Regions from separate parts of the Homo sapiens genome. Here regions 1 and 3 are each linked to region 2. Evidence: chromatin loops called from intact Hi-C (ENCODE). Cell type or tissue: pancreas. All regions are shown on one strand. Region 1 has its middle 21 kb from the start of SLC10A1. Region 2 has its middle 42 kb from the start of COX16. Region 3 overlaps SLC8A3 (solute carrier family 8 member A3).

Region 1 (2,500 bases), 500 kb before region 2:
TCCCATCAGTCACTACACAGCAGCAGAGAGGAGGGACCTGGGCCTGGAGAGTTCCACAGAAGCCAGGGGCATGGAGATGGCCCCCACATGCCTGCTGCCTTCGCCTTTCTCTTCCAAGAATCCAGAGTGGCTGAATTGGTTCAACCCTCATAACCGATAATTCTCCTGCACTTGAATCTTACTCTCTCCAGTCTATTCTACCACACAGAATGGGACATGGAATCTCTCAAAGCCCAGCTCTGCCCTTCTCTGTCTCTCTGCCTCCTTGTCTCTCTCTCTGTCTCTCTCTCTTACTTACACACACACACACACGCACACTCACACACACCCCATTTAGCAGCCGTCAGTGTGAAATGGATTAAAATCCAAGTTCTTTTTTTTGAGACGGAGTCTCGCTCTGTCCCCCAGGCTGGAGTGCAGTGGCGTGATCTCGGCTCACTGCAACCTCTGCCTCCTGGGTTCACGCCATTCTCCTGCCTCAGCCTCCCGAGTAGCTGGGATTATGGGCTCCCGCCAACATGCCCGGCTAATTTTTTGTATTTTTACATGTTAGCCAGGATGGTCTCGATCTCCGCCCGTCTCGGCCTCCCAAAGTGCTGGGATTACAGGCGTGAGCTACCGCGCCCGGCCTAAAATCCAAATTCTTTAGCAAGACGTCCAAGGGCTTCCCTGATCTGACCCCGATCAGAATCCTTCCTGTCCTGGGGGGGCCCACCTCTCCTTGGAGGAGAGTGTTCTCTTCCTCCTTAAAGGTTTGCCACATTTGTGTGTGCTCCATGAAGGTGCTTGGTAAACATCTGGAAACCCTCAGGACACCTTCCATAGGCCCTTCTGTTCCTTGTTTCCCTGCCATGGCTTCCCCACCGGAGGATAAGCTTCTGGAAGACAGGAGCAGAGACGTGAGTGGGTGGATCGGCAGGGCAACTCTCTGGGCACCCAGTTGCACGACAGCTTTCAGGTTTCGGACTAGTTTTGGCAGTGTTATCAATAAGTGGTGACTTGTTATCCACATTTAAAATTCTTAAATTTGCCTCTCAAAAAATCGCCCAATTTAAAAAATTGCAAAAGAGAACAGAAGAGAAAAGAAAAATTACAAGAAAGTTGGAAACATTTTGCTGACAAAAAATTTTTGAGACCTTTTGGACATTGCTTTATATCTACATGCTTGTAAATGAGCTTCTTTGGTTAAGTGTGAATGATTAAAGCTTTACATGGGTACATGTAGGAAATTCCTTATTTAAGCATAAGGGATTACATGATTTTTGTTTTATTAGAGAATCCCTTCTCCAGCCAAACAAATGTTAAAGAGATTTGAAGGGGCCCCAAGTTATCATCCGCTGCCCAGAAGCCCTCATGTCTCCATCTGATTCTATAAAGGAGTGTGGGTTGGTCAGTCTTTACATTTCCTGTAACTCTTAGAACGCTGTTAAATAAGTGATGCTTTACACGTGGTAGGGCACTTGCTGTGTTCACCGGAATCAAACTAACGGACAAAATTTCAGCTGCACTTATAAATTCTACCACCAGAGGGCAGTAAGTCATCACTGATGGGATTGCCCTGCTGTCCCTTAGGTGCAGGGCAATCCCGTCAGCGGTGTTTGGGGAGGCGGGGAGGGGGGTGCGGAGTGCAGATGCGGGGGAAGGAAGGGATAAGGAAGATGTTTTCATATGGATAATCCTTTGTGGAAGCCGGAAAAACCTGCCAGAGGGATAACTCAGCTTGACCTGATTCACAGCTTCTTAAAGCACTGTGTATAAACACAACTTTCGTATTGATTTTTCTATACATCCAAATTTCCCCTTGATCTTTCAACCACAGTAGTTCTGAAATAATATACACTTCTCTTGCTTATGTGGTTCAGATCTTCTCTTCCCAATTCCAAGACTTCTAATTGGTTCATAAAGCAACATTTAAGAATACGAAGTCCACTTCCTTCCCCATTTAATAAAGGAACACCTATAGTGCCTTCTGAAGGCCTGCTATGTGCCAGGCACTTTACATATCAAGTCCTTTTTATTTATCAAAACAACCCTGTGAAACAGTTACCATTAACCCCATTTTACAAATGGGAAAACGGAGGCACAGAGAGATAAAATCATTGGTCCCAGAACAAGCCAGTGGCAGAGTGAGGATGTGAACCCAAATCTGCTGGCCTGCCCACTCATGCATGTATCCCAGTTTTTCTCCACCTCAGCCCTATTGCCGCTTTGGGCTGGATAGTTCTTTTTTGGGGGCAAGGACTGTGGGCTGTGTATTGCAGGATGTTTAGCAGCGCTATCGGCTTCTACCCCCTTGATATCAGTAGCACTCTTTCCCCTAGTTGCAACAACCAAAAATGTCTCTAGACATTGCCACAAGGCCCCTGGGTAGCAAACCGTCATCGGGGAGAACCGCTGATGTGGAAAAGCCTTGGCTGGGCTTCCGGATGCAGCAGACCAGTGTTGCCTTACAGCAGGAAGCCAGGGCTCTGTCCAGGCGCTGGCCTTCCAAGTGTCCCGC
Region 2 (2,500 bases):
ATACCCAAACTTCAGAGAAAGCTCACATTACAAGCAATTAATATAGCATAGCAAAGGAAGAGAAGAGAGGTGACAACTGTAGTGGCTTCTTGCCCCGCCTTGATGAGATGGGAAGGGGAATCTAGCAGGTGGGGCAGACAAGGCTGCCCTTGGGGCAGTTTGTGCTTCACAGTGTTGTGAAGTCCAAGAAAGAGGGTTTTGTCAAGATTCTTTTTTCTGTGTGTTTAAACAGAGTTATACTACAATTGAATTAGTGTTCTCACCCAGACCCCCTGCCATAAAAATCATCAAACAAGCCTGGAAGAATGTTACTGCAGGGACTTTGCCAGCAGAGTGCTAGGATTTCTGGAAGCTGGGTATCTTCTCACACACAGTGGCCAGCATTGGCTTTGGAGTTTCTTGTTTTCCTAGCACCTGAGGAAAACTTTGATTTGCCCCAGAAAGACTGCCCAGGTCCAGGGCAATGCTATTTGACATCGTATCCTCGGTGCATGGGAGTAAATATGCCCCCTTCAGGTGTGGCACAGACTTGAGACTTATGCTGAGGTCAGGCCTCACAGCTGCCTCCCAAGGCTACTGTCCCAGATGGCCCCTTCCCACACACCGGCCACCATGGAGGGATTAGCATGCACGTGTGTGTGTGTGTGTGTGTGTGTGTATGTTTGTGTCTTTGTGTCAGTATTTCTGTGAAGGAGGCAGTCCAAGGGACCAGCAGGAGGATTTGTAGCTGGTGTGTGTGTGTGTGTGTGTATGTTTGTGTTTTGTGTCAGTATGTCTGTGAAGCAGGCAGTCCAAGGGACCAGCAGGAGGATTTGATTATTACTGCCTAGAGACATCTGACGCAGGGGAGCCCTGGTTTCTTGTGGTTGATATACCTGGGCAAGGAAAAGGGAGCTGAGAAGCAATCAGAGAAAGTTGAGCAAAAAGGATGAAGGCAGGAGGAAATAGCTGAAAGAAGACAGAAGAGCCCAGCTCAGACACAGGTGATTAGCAGTTCCTCAGGGTTCCTTTGGGAACCCTGAGGGTTCCTGAGCAGTTCCTTTGGGGTCCAGGGTTTGTGAGGCTCTGCTGGACTACAGGCATCAGCCACCCCTGAGGGAGGCAGCTCTGCACAAAGAAGATACAGTAGCTGGAGGAGCCAGTTCATCCAGCCAGGAATCTTCTGGCCTCACAGCATCTAAAGGGAAAATGCAGAGAGAACAAGTCAGGATTCTTGATTATGGGACTCCCTGTGGAGGGCAAGGCCCTAGAAAAAGTTGGACATCATCTAAGAGTTCTGGCTTCAAAACTCAGTATTGTGTGGTCTTTGTGCACCCTCTTGTGGAGTGAGCAGTGACTCCTGAAGGCTTGCCCAGACCAGGATCATTTCCGTTGGGAGTATCATAGACCAAAGTCCATCCTCAAAATCTGGTCTCCACTCTCACAAAAGGAATGCACACAAATGTCATCCAACTGAAAGTCCTATTTCAGAAACCTTTTGTCCACTCTCCTTCTATTATTCTAGTAATGATTACAGTAGGCTAAACATTGTTTAAGTTTCAAAAGGCAGAAAACCAGAAATTTTTTTTAAAAAAACAGTATTATATGAAGCAATGCTTGTAGAACAATCTATCATCTGTAAGCAGACTATTTTCCTTGTACTGATCAATACTACTCCTTTATTACCTATCTTATCTTTCCTGTCTCTCCACTGAGTTCCATGTATACCTCACACAGTCACACAACTGTTGACACAGTCAAAACTGCAGTTCGCAGATGAGGCAACTGGAACTCAAAGAGGTTATGTAATTTGTGTAAGATTACACAGTTTGTAAGTGACAAAGTCCAGAGTCCAATTCAGGGCTACCAGTTTACATGGTTTTCCACTGAACTTCACTGTTTGCAGAAAAGAGATATACAAAAACATTTAGATAGATCCTTCCACCCACACAGAATTTATTGCTACTAATTGAACAGACTACTGAGTAATGTTATTAAAATATTGTTTTAGGTGTGACATTTTGATAAGAACTTTTTTTTTTTTTTGAGACAGTCTTGCTCTGTCACCCAGGCTGGAGTACAGTGGGGAAATCTCGGCTCACCACAGCCTCCGCCTCCCAGGTTCAAGCGATTCTCCTACCTCAGTCTCTATGGTACCCACCACCAAACCGGGCTGTGTGGTTTTGTTTTGTTTTGTTTGTTTGGTGTGTTTTTGGGTTTGTTTGTTTTTGTTTTTGAGACAAAATCTTGTTCTTGTCGCCCAGGCTGGAGTGCAATGGCATGATCTCGGCTCACTGCAACCTCCGCCTCCTGGGTTCAAGCGATTCTCCTGCCTCAGCCTCCCAGGTAGCTGGGATTACGGGCACCCAGCTACCACCACACCCAGCTAATTTTTGCACTTTTAGTAGAGGCAGGGTTTCACCATGTTAGCCAGGTTGGTCTTTGGTCTCGAATTCCTGACCTCAGGCAATCTGCCCGCCTCAGCCTCCGAAAGTGCTGGGATTACAGGTGTGAGCACTAA
Region 3 (2,500 bases), 270 kb before region 2:
CAAGAAGGCCTGTATCCCTTTTGTTCTTCCAGTAGCCCTTTGTCGTCACACACCATTCCTATTTTTGTCCCATCTCTTCTATTTGGCGGGTCTTCCTGCAGAAGGATACACAAGTGGACACTGACACAACAAGACACACAGAATTGGAAAGGCTTGGGCAAAGAGGGACAATTGCTTTTTGTATCTGACTTGATTCAACATAAGCATAAAAAGCTCCTCCTGCTCCAGTTGAAGCTCCTGTAAGATCTTTAGTACCCTGCGTGGGTGAGTGAGCTTATTTCTACCCCAACACCATCACTCCTCCCAAGAACTCAGAGAAAACAGTGAGATGGGGAACTGGATCTTGATGGAGCCAAGAGGTGGCAGGAGAGCATGTGTCTAAAAATTCATGTTTCTCTCTGTTGGCTCGGACCTGGAATTCCTTTGTGGCACCTTTTTCACTCACTTCAGAAAAAAAAGACAAAACAAAATAATAAGCAAAACCTAATGGCAAAACGAAAGCAACCACAATAATGATTACAATGAAAAAAGAACCCCACCCCAGCCACATGAATGTGACTCATTTTCACGTCTTGTCAGCTGAGTGAGATAATAGGGACATATGGAATTGGGCAGAGAGGAGAAACCCTGCTTCCAAAGAAATGAGAGGCAAAGGAATAATCAAAAGATGGAATAGAAGGAGGCGAAAGGCTCTGACCTTTGCTTTGGGTCAGGGATATGAGGGGGAGATGGGGTGGAGGTGGATTTGTTGCTGTTGCTTGTTTGTATTCAATTAAATACTGTGTAAAGTCGGTGATTCCTCCATTGTTTGATTGATTAAGACTTTGCCCTTTCAGTTAATTGCCAGGGCCTAAGTTGGGTGAAGTTCCTGGGGCTTAGGTCCTGATGCTGCCTCTCCAGGGCAGTGCAGTCGGGAGAGATCACTGGTGGGGAAGTGCCCTTCTCTTAGGAGAAGTCCTAGGCCTGCCCTGCTGGAGGCTCTGTTGTGTGGCTTAGAACCCCTTGATGTAGCAATAGGCCTCTAGTGTGGCAAAGAGTATGTAGAGGAGCCACAGGCTCACAAAGAGCCATGTTGTGGCGAGCTTGCAGCCACGGGGGCCACCAAGCTCCCCTCCCAGGTGCGGCCGCCTTCGGTACAAGAGCACGCTGATGCAGACAAATGCAAAGATGGTGAAGAGGGTGACGGAGAAGGCCAGTGTGCCGGCCGACACGTGGAACTCCTGTCCCTGCAGAGCCCAGTAGATGGCGGCCACGGACCAGGCCAGGCCGATGCCCAGGAAGACATTGACGGCGTTGCTGCCCGTCACGTTGCCAATGGAGGCGTCTGCATATACATCCTGGAGGGCAGCAGCTTTGCTGGCAAACGTATCTGGAAAAGGACAAAGACACATGGGAACTGGTAGGAGGCTAAGGTGTGCAGGGCTTGTCTTCCAGTATGCCCAAAAAGCAGCTTGAGCTGGTGGGCTGAACCCAGGAATGAGAGACAAGGGCTAGGGGGCCACTCCTAACTCCTAGTTCTGCCGCAAGCAAGCCGTGTGGCCCTGGGTAGGTCACATCCCTAGTCTGGGCTTCCCATTCCTCATCTGCAGTGATCTGAAAGATTCTGAAGGGCTTTCCAGTTCTGATATTTACTGAGTGGGCTTATTGTTCTCCTTTGACTACTTTTTCAGTAAGGGAAGTTTGCCATCCCATAATATCTCCCCAGGGAACCTTGACACCCTGGGAAGCTGCTTGGAGTAGATGCCTGATTTTAACTGTCATATGGGGCATTTATTCACGAACCACCAACAGTTATTGAGCAATGCCTACTGATTGAGCACTGGGTGAGGTGCTGGATTTTGGGGACAGAGGACATGTTGGGGAACCATGATGGGGACATGCAGGGTGAACTGTGGACTCAAGGAAGACGGGGCTCTGTCTTTGTGGTTTATATATGTATCACAGGGCCTTGCAGGGTGTTTGACTTTAGATCTTGGCACAGATTGTAGATACAGGGAGGACTGTCAGAGACATCTAGCCCAATTCTTTTATTTTACAGGTAAGAAAAATAAGGGTCAAAGAATTTACCCAAGGTCACATAGGATGTTAGCAAGAGACTTGACCCTAAAGTCCTCATGTAAGGACCCTTTCCATACCTTCAACTATATCCAAAGAGCTTCAGCCAAAGCCACTAAATCAGATGAGTGGATCACAGGGTAACCTTCTTAAAGCCTCAAATGTTGTTAGCTGTTGTCTTGGCCAATTGCAAGGACTTGGAGATGCCCAAAGGTATCTGCCTGGCTTACCTCATTATTGCCATTTTTTTTAGATCTCCCAGAGAAAACCTCTTACCCTTTCTTGCCTATGGCCTTGTTTTTTTGTTTGTTTGTTTGTTTTTGTTTCTGTTGTTATTGTTGTTTTTTGCTTCTGATCCTCTGATATTTCTTCCCACCTCTATGCTTTCCCCCATATTTCCTCCCTCCCCTCTGATAGTTCAGGTCCCCCAAGGCTTGGAGAACAG

What was found. A loop is a pair of places that touch in the nucleus more often than their neighbours do. Peaks named below come from ENCODE experiments on the same cell type or tissue, not always from the same donor. Only the 100,000 strongest peaks of a DNase experiment are listed, where the experiment ranks them.
Region 1: a loop joins it to region 2, with 4 times the contacts of the local background. A loop is called at or near these places in 41 of 110 quality-filtered maps.
Region 3: a loop joins it to region 2, with 4 times the contacts of the local background. A loop is called at or near these places in 27 of 110 quality-filtered maps.

The regions. Positions count from the first base shown.
Region 1 is chr14:69,817,356-69,819,855 of GRCh38, forward strand. No RefSeq gene overlaps it. Among named protein-coding and RNA genes, the nearest start is that of SLC10A1, 21 kb to the left of the region's middle. In pancreas, CTCF peaks have their summits at 1,522 (motif pointing right) and 1,727; no DNase peak of the experiment used is centred here.
Region 2 is chr14:70,316,735-70,319,234 of GRCh38, forward strand. No RefSeq gene overlaps it. Among named protein-coding and RNA genes, the nearest start is that of COX16, 42 kb to the right of the region's middle. In pancreas, a CTCF peak has its summit at 1,305 (motif pointing left); a DNase peak (open chromatin) is centred at 577; H3K27ac peaks cover 2,297 bases.
Region 3 is chr14:70,044,955-70,047,454 of GRCh38, forward strand. It overlaps SLC8A3 (solute carrier family 8 member A3), which reads right to left. Exons shown (of 7, transcript NM_182932.3): 7 at 1-1,369. The coding sequence ends at 993. Among named protein-coding and RNA genes, the nearest start is that of SNORD169, 68 kb to the left of the region's middle. In pancreas, a CTCF peak has its summit at 1,222 (motif pointing right); a DNase peak (open chromatin) is centred at 1,247.